Regions from separate parts of the Homo sapiens genome. Here all the other regions are linked to region 1. Evidence: chromatin loops called from intact Hi-C (ENCODE). Cell type or tissue: endothelial cell of umbilical vein. All regions are shown on one strand. Region 1 overlaps CLNK (cytokine dependent hematopoietic cell linker). Region 2 has its middle 6.8 kb from the start of WDR1. Region 3 overlaps CLNK (cytokine dependent hematopoietic cell linker).

The links. A loop is a pair of places that touch in the nucleus more often than their neighbours do. Peaks named below come from ENCODE experiments on the same cell type or tissue, not always from the same donor. Only the 100,000 strongest peaks of a DNase experiment are listed, where the experiment ranks them.
Region 2: it touches region 1 in a loop (8-fold over the local background); 1 of 110 quality-filtered maps calls a loop at or near these places.
Region 3: it touches region 1 in a loop (9-fold over the local background); 1 of 110 quality-filtered maps calls a loop at or near these places.

Annotation. Positions count from the first base shown.
Region 1 is chr4:10,529,283-10,531,782 of GRCh38, reverse strand. All of the region lies in intron 12 of CLNK (cytokine dependent hematopoietic cell linker), which reads left to right. LOC105374482 (a long non-coding RNA gene) reads right to left here. Exons shown (of 3, transcript XR_925387.4): 3 at 1,598-1,653. Among named protein-coding and RNA genes, the nearest start is that of ZNF518B, 73 kb to the right of the region's middle. In endothelial cell of umbilical vein, no CTCF peak of the experiment used is centred here; DNase peaks (open chromatin) are centred at 1,272 and 2,312; H3K27ac peaks cover 1,966 bases.
Region 2 is chr4:10,122,394-10,124,893 of GRCh38, reverse strand. No RefSeq gene overlaps it. Among named protein-coding and RNA genes, the nearest start is that of WDR1, 6.8 kb to the right of the region's middle. RefSeq lists enhancers at 1,139-1,639, 1,640-2,140. In endothelial cell of umbilical vein, no CTCF peak of the experiment used is centred here; a DNase peak (open chromatin) is centred at 1,133; H3K27ac peaks cover 1,706 bases.
Region 3 is chr4:10,610,633-10,613,132 of GRCh38, reverse strand. The region is part of intron 2 of CLNK (cytokine dependent hematopoietic cell linker); the gene reads left to right. Among named protein-coding and RNA genes, the nearest start is that of CLNK, 73 kb to the left of the region's middle. In endothelial cell of umbilical vein, no CTCF peak of the experiment used is centred here; a DNase peak (open chromatin) is centred at 1,262; H3K27ac peaks cover 987 bases.

The sequences.
Region 1 (2,500 bases):
TCATCCCAGTTTCTGTTTCCTCAGCCATAAAATAGGGATGGGGGCCAGGTGCAGTGGCTCACGCCTGTAATCCCAGCACTTTGGGAGGCCGAGGTGGGCGGATCACCTGAGGTCAGGGGTTCAAGATCAGCCTGACCAACATGAAGAAACCCCATCTCTACAAAAAATACAAAATTAGCCAGGTGTGGTGGCGCATGCCTGTAATCCCAGCCACGCTACTCGGGAGGCTGAGGAAGGAGAATCGCTTGAACCCAGGAGGCAGAGGTTACGGTGAGCCAAGATCATGCCATTGTACTCCAGCTTGGGCAACAAGAGCGAAGCTCCATCTCAAAATAAATAAATTAATTAAATAAATAAAAATAAAATAAAATAGGGATGGGTACATTTCTGTGCAAAGTTGATGTGATAAAGTCAAAAGTAAGTAGTGCACAAATGGCCAGGTGATCAGTGGAGGCTAAATAAATGGCATAAAAGTCATGTGAGATAAACCTATAGTAGAGCCTTCCAAGGGTATTGACTCCCTTCAGTGCCCAAAGACAAAGTTCCCTACGAGGATAGTGGGGTCACCATGACTGATGAAGACTGTCCAACAACACAAGTGGCCTCACCTCACTCCCACTGGACTCTAAGGAATTTTGTTCTTGTCTTTGTGTTTGACCTATGCTCTTATCTATATAGTAGACGTGAATGTCTTTCCTTGCTTTCTTTTTCATTTGTTGGTTTTATGAGAATGTTAAAATCAAAAAGTCACATTTCCAGCTTGTCACTCAAACGAGACATTTATTACCCCTAATCTCCCTAATCCATAAGACAATCGTGCCAAGAAAGATAACATAGATAACTGCTTGACGAGAAGAACAGTTCTGGTTCCACTGAGGACTTCACCAGGCTCATGCTCTTCTGGGAGGGGTTGCACTTCCTTAGTGTCACCTGGAAGGAGCAGGCTGGGGTGATGCTCAGCTGCTGGGGGAACCCACACATCCAAGGTGCCTGAATACAGGACTCCGTCCCCTGCTTCCTGTAAGCTAGGCCTGGGTATCTCGAGTAGTAGTTGGGTGCTGCTCACGATGACGATGACCGCAAATCATAACCCTTTGGTCAGTCTGAGAGGACAGTAGGCCCTCCAATCACAAACAGGCAAAAAAGAATTGGGAGATGGGGGGTCAGCCTTAGATGGCAGGAAATGTGCAGAACTGTTTGTTTTCTTTGCAACTTTAGTTGGCATTCTGCTAGAAGTTGATATCATCTAAAGAACAAGAAGGTCTAGTGCAAAAACACATTCTTGCTCCTTATCTTTTGCCAAGACGCTTCCCCATTGTTTGTTTAGGCTGAGATTCAAGACCATTTCTTCATAACAAAAGCCCATCAGGGCAAGCTGTGCTTGTGCCTGCGCTCAGTGCTTGCTTGAACACTGTCTTGTGGACTAGAATCTTTTATGTGCTACCTCCCTCTGCTCAAATTCATATGGCATTTTATAGTTTTCACAGAAAGGAAAGACTCATTGTCTCATTTTGTACTCACAAAGCCCTAAGAGAAAAATGAAACCCCGGAGAGGTGGCAAACTTGGCCAGAGTCCTCACACCCAGCAGGAGATAGGGCCAGTCCTGGAAATCCCGAAGTCTAGGTGTCTTCCCCACCGCCGTGTCTCTCTGCCTTAAAAAAAATACAGAATTAGCTCTGAACTAAAATAACTAAAAAGAATACGGAAGGAAGGAATGAAAGGAGGGGGCAGAGAAGGTGAAAGAAAGGGAGGAAGGAAAAGGGAAGGAGGGAGGAAAAAGGAAAAGAAAAAAGGAAGGAGAAAGAGGGAGAGAGGTAATAAAAGAGATACTACTATTTAACTTGACTATGTTTATTTTCTAACAATAAAAAAGTTACAGAAGAAAAATGAGCAATTTCATGCTACTTTTCTAACTACATTTGATTTTAAATTCAGAGCCCTCAAACCAAAAGTTGGTTGGTCTCAATTAAATAAAACAACTGCTCCCCCAGATAGAGGGCTTCTCTGCACTGTTCTCATCTCCTCTTCCTCTCCCCTTTGACAAGCCTGAGAGCAATCACTGCATCCGATTGAGCACTTTGAACAGCCAGGTTCAAAGTCCTGGGGGAGACTCAGTAGGGATACTTTCAAACCACCCACTAGAATGGATTCATTACTCTTTTTACTTAGCCTATAGATTTTCTTTGATTTTCTGTCCATAATGAAATGTATGTCCTCTTTCCAGAATCCTAGGGAATGCCAAAGTCTTTGAAACAAAAAGCCTTCTCTGTTGGCTAGCTTCAGAGGGAGGCATACAATGCCTCTCTAAGCAATTTGTTGCCAAAAGTTTCTTATCTATGAAGCAACTATGAGTCAGGAGAGCTGGGCTCAGGGTTAGTTTAGCCTTCAGATGACTGCAGGAATCTAGGAGAATGGCATGACCCTTTGGGACCTCATCTGTAAACCAACTGTTTTTAACATTTAATGGACCTCACACTACTTTGAAAATTTGATGAAAGG
Region 2 (2,500 bases), 410 kb after region 1:
ACAAAGTGGACCGAGGTCCTTGTCTAGACCTAGGGCCCAAGCCAGGGACATTGAGACAGCACCCACTCCTGGTTGCTTTGTGGCCACCACCATCCTCCGGGTCATGCCTAGAAGCAGGAGTACTTTTATGGCCACAGCAGCCGAGCTAAGAAACTGGTCCCACGGTCCCCAAAGGCGGGGGAGATGCCAACTCCTCAAATGCTCCAGTGGTTGTTTTCTAAGGCAGCCATGTGTTTTAGGCCGCTTCATTAGAGCATTTTAGGATGAAAGCCAAAACCAGGGTCAGAGATAGGGAAGCACTTTTCAGTCACTTCCTCAGTGATTCCTTTGCCAGGCAGATATAGTGCAGGCACCTAGCCTCTTGATCCAGGTTGTGCCTTAAGTCCAGTTTCCCCAAGGGCTGGTGCCCCAGAATGGGTGGCAACACTTTACAGTGTGACCACTGCCACTGTCAACAAGGTGGGTCACCGCAACTCAACCGCCTCTGCCTTGTCCCCAAGGCGCTGAGAGGCTGGTGGTTGGGGCTTTACGGGTGGGAGGATGACAGGGCAAGCCCTACCTTCAATATAGATGAAACTCAGCCCCTACAGTGAAGTATTTTCTCAGTGTGTGACCTTGTTTAGAGACAGGGTGGCCTGCTGCTGCAATTAAGATGAAGTAAAACTCAAAGTGGGCCCTACTCCCATAGGACCAGTGTCCTTTAAACAGGGAAGCGGAAACAGGCACAGGGAGAAGACATTAAGGATGAAAACAGGGATGGGGTGGTGGTCCCACAGGCCAAGGAGCAGAGATGCCAGCAGACCATCAGAAGCTAGAGGCCTGAAACAGTCTTCACAGCCTGGCAAGGAGCCAACCACACCCCACCTCTTGATCTCAGATTTCCTGGCTTCCAGAAAAGAATTTCCGTTGAAACCACCAAGTTCATAGCAGTTTGTTATGCCAGCCCTAGCAGAGCAGTACAGCTTCCCAGCCACATGCAGATCTCAACTACCAGATCCCCACTGCTGGGATGGGCAATGTCTACCCAGAAACACCACCCACTTGGAGGGAGCAGATCAGAGCACCTGTTTACCACAGGCAGGCAGAGCCTGAGTCAAAGGAGCAAAGGGCTGAATGACACATGTCCAAGTTCCCTAGGCCCATCCGCAGTGCGATTCCCCCCCTCCCCCACAGGGAGGCATGCGAACGGAGAGGCAGGGCATCCAGCTGGTCACTGTCTCCATGGCAACAAATACAAGAGCCCTCCTCCACTAACAATCTATGTCCATCCTGTTTGGCAGAAAAGCTGACCCTTTGGTCCACGTGTTGAGGGAAGCCGACTATAAAGGCAGCTAATAGCAGAAGTGTTTGGAAATGGCCGGAGGCCACCGCCAAGGAACCAGGGGCAGCATTGGGAGGTGCTGGCAGGAGCTGTGATGGATTTGTGGCTGTGTCAGGGCTCAAAGATCCTCAGCACTCCTGGAAAAGAGGGCTGGGATCCAGTTCTGTTTAACAGTCTTGAACACTCAAACACAGGGTGTTGAGATCTAGAGTTTCTATGCTCATGGAGCAGAGGAAGGACCCAAGCCCTCAGGCCAATGGGCAAGAAGGCCACACCACAGGGTCTGTACAAGGAGACTCGCTGCAGCGAACAGCCTCATGACCGGAATCTCCATATCAGCAACAGGCACTGGCACAGCCCTCAGACCAGACCCCCACAGCACCACAGGATGCCCAGTGACCACGTAGCCAAGCCCCTGCACTGTGGGCACAAAACAAGCCAGACACCGGTGCTCAACAGCCAAACACGTTAGCTCTGACCACACAACTGGAGGCCAGCAAAGACCCAGGCACTGTGGACTGAGTCAGAAGGAAAAGGCAGAAACCCTAGGACGGTAAGTAGTTACCCAAAGACAAAGCTTTCAACTGGAGAGCGACTGACGCTATCCTTGAACTTGGGTGAGAGCATGCTAAGATTCTACCTTCACTGGAAAAGTTGGTTATTTAGGGGCACAATTAAAACTTCCATATCTGATCTATCCATTTCAGCCCTTTCACGTGTAAAGGACAGTTTAGACTCTGTAGACCCAACCTGTTTAACTCCTGGTTGCATCACTTGCTTTTCAACTCGGCAAAGTTCCAACCCAAGTTCCCTTCCCTGATGTAAGATGAAGGGCAAGGGCCCACAAACCCAGCATCTAGCTCACACGAAGTGCTTGCAAGTATGAGGGTAAGTAAACGTTCCAGGAAGGGTCCCGGGAAAGGACAGGCCGGGGCTGTCACCAGGCCTCACAGCAACACACCAAGTCTCAGGCAGCAGGTAGACAGAAGCGACTGTGTTCTATCACTTATGGGAGTTTAAGAAGAATGGGACAGGGGAATTGTTTAACTGTCCCCAGAGTTCTTTTGCAGCTACAGGAGCTTCGAAGCAGTGCAAGACACGGCCTTAGGTCCTCCAGTGTGGAGGCTCAACTCCACCCAGTTACCACCCCCTTCACCGGGATCTTGATGATCAGATAGC
Region 3 (2,500 bases), 81 kb before region 1:
TCCATGGATAGAGATCCTTTTCTGCTTTGTTCCATAGGAATTAGCCATCTTCTTTATTTTGTTCACTGATATATCTTGAGCACTGAGAGTAATTCTCGGCCCACATTGAGCACTAAGAAAAAAATAAATGTGTTGTTGAATTCATTTTGGTAAAAATTTCTAGCCTAAATACTTACTGAGGACTTGTTCTATTCCAAGCATGGTTGTAAGCATTTTGCATGCATTATCTCATTTAATTCTTACAATATTCTCAATATGTAGCAAAACCTAAACACCTTCGATGCCAAATGCTGCTATTAAACAGTCCCTGGGGAACACAGATGAGATATAATGATTGACTCCAACCCTGGCTTCCTGGGTTTGATTATCTTTTGATAAGTGCTTTGAAAACCCATGTCTCTAGACAACATGATAAGATAGATCTGCCACACCCCAGAGCTCATCAGCATGGGAAATCAACTGTGTACCAAGGGCAGTAGATAAGCCATGGGGTAAATCTAGGATTCCAGCCACTCTCCATTTCCATGAAACCCAGCATGACGCAGTGGAAAGAAACAGTCTTTGGGTCAGATAGGCCTGATACTGAATGCCATTCAGGTGTTTACTGTTGTGCAGCTGCAAACAATATACTTTGCCTCCCTGGGCTTTTCCTCCCAATCTGTAAAGTAGAAATATGGCTTAACCTGAAATGTTGTCAACAGGAATAATTGAGAAAAGTGGCTGACACACTCTCAGCAAGACACTTTGGACGTGGGATCTTTCACAGGCCAATGTGTCCATTGTCTTTTGGGGAATGACTTCAAACTCAGGTGTCTTTCTCAGGACCATGATGTTGGGCAGACCTTGTACAAAAGCTCATTTCTGTCACTTCACACCAATCTGTATTGAACTCTTCCTGTGGGCGGGGCCCCATTCTAAGAGCTGGGAATATGGAAATAAAATAAATGTCATTTTTTTCGCTGAGAGATGTGGGTAGGTTTCTTCAGCTCTCTCAACACTTGGTTACTGAGAGGATCAAATGAGAGATGGGTCTGGAACAAGAAAGCATGAATCCCATGTTCACCTATGCACCTTTTCATTGTAGACATTGTGGGAATACTGGCTGTGACATGCAGCGTTTACTGTTTACAGACAGAGATTTGGCCAATTGTTCATGATGGCTGCTCTTTGGGGGCAGAATCGGGGCTGTAGGGAGAGAGTGGATTGTCAGGGACCAGACCATGGAGGGCCGGTGAGTCATGTTCCAAAGATGGACTGTGACTACAGGCATTAGGAATGCCAGATTTTACAATGAGGATCCTGGCTGCAACACAGTGAATGGATTGGAGGAAGTAAGAAGTGGAGGAAAGGAAGGGGAGAGGGTGCTGGAGATTCTCAGAGGACAGAAGGCAGGAGCCACCCCCAGGAGCAGCACATCATTGGGCCTCACTCTGTCTTCTCATTTCCCTCCCCTACCTTGTTTTCCCTTCTTTTTTGTGGACCTGCTGGGATCATAAAGTGTGGCACCAGGAGATAGAGGAAAGGCTATTTTCCTGGGGGGCTCCTTCTCTAGAAGCCCCTCTGGCACTCACGGGAGGCCCCTCCCAGCTTCCCTGCAGACTGCAGAAGAAGGTCCACTACATTTTTTTTTTTTTTTCAGACTTAGCCTCCCTCTGTGGCCAGGCTGGAGTGCAGTGGCATGATTTCAGCCCACTGCAACCTCCACCTCCCAGGTTCAGATGATTCTCATGCCTCAGCCTCCTGAATAGGTGGGATTACAGGCACCCGCCACCATGCCCAGCTAATTTTTGTGTTGTTTGTTTGTTTGTTTGTTTTTGAGACGGAGCCTTGCTCTGTCACCAGGCTGGAGTGCAGTACTGTGATCTTGGCTCACTGCAACCTCTGCCTCCTGGGTTCAAGCGATTCTCCTGCCTCAGCCTCCCAAATATCTGGGATTACAGGCACATGCCACCACACCCAGCTAATTTTTGTATTTTTAGTAGAGACGGGGTTTCACCATGTTGGGCAGGATGGTCTTGATCTCCTGACCTCATGATCTGTTTGCCTCAACCTCCCAAAGTGCTGGGATTACAGGCGTGAGCCACTGCGCCCAGCCTAATTTTTGTATTTTTAGTAGAGATGGGGTTTCACCATGTTGCCCCGGCTGGTCTCGAACTCCTGACCTCAAGTGATCCGCCTGCCTCGGCCTCCCAAATCGCTGGGATTACAGACGTGAACCACCATGGCCAGCTCATTATGTCTTTTTTACTCAGGCTATTTATGGGGTGTCTACTTACCAGGTACAAATCAAGTTTTTATTTTGAGGATTCATACGTGTGTGTGTGTGTGTGTGTGTGTGTGTGTGTGTGTGTGTGTGTGTGTTGCTTTTTTATGTTGTTTTCTATCACGCATCCAGAATCTTTCAGGCATGACCACCTATAAATTAAACCACCAGGAACACGTCTATGGACCTATAAAAGGGGTAATTCACTGTTGTTATTTTATTTGCTCATTACATACA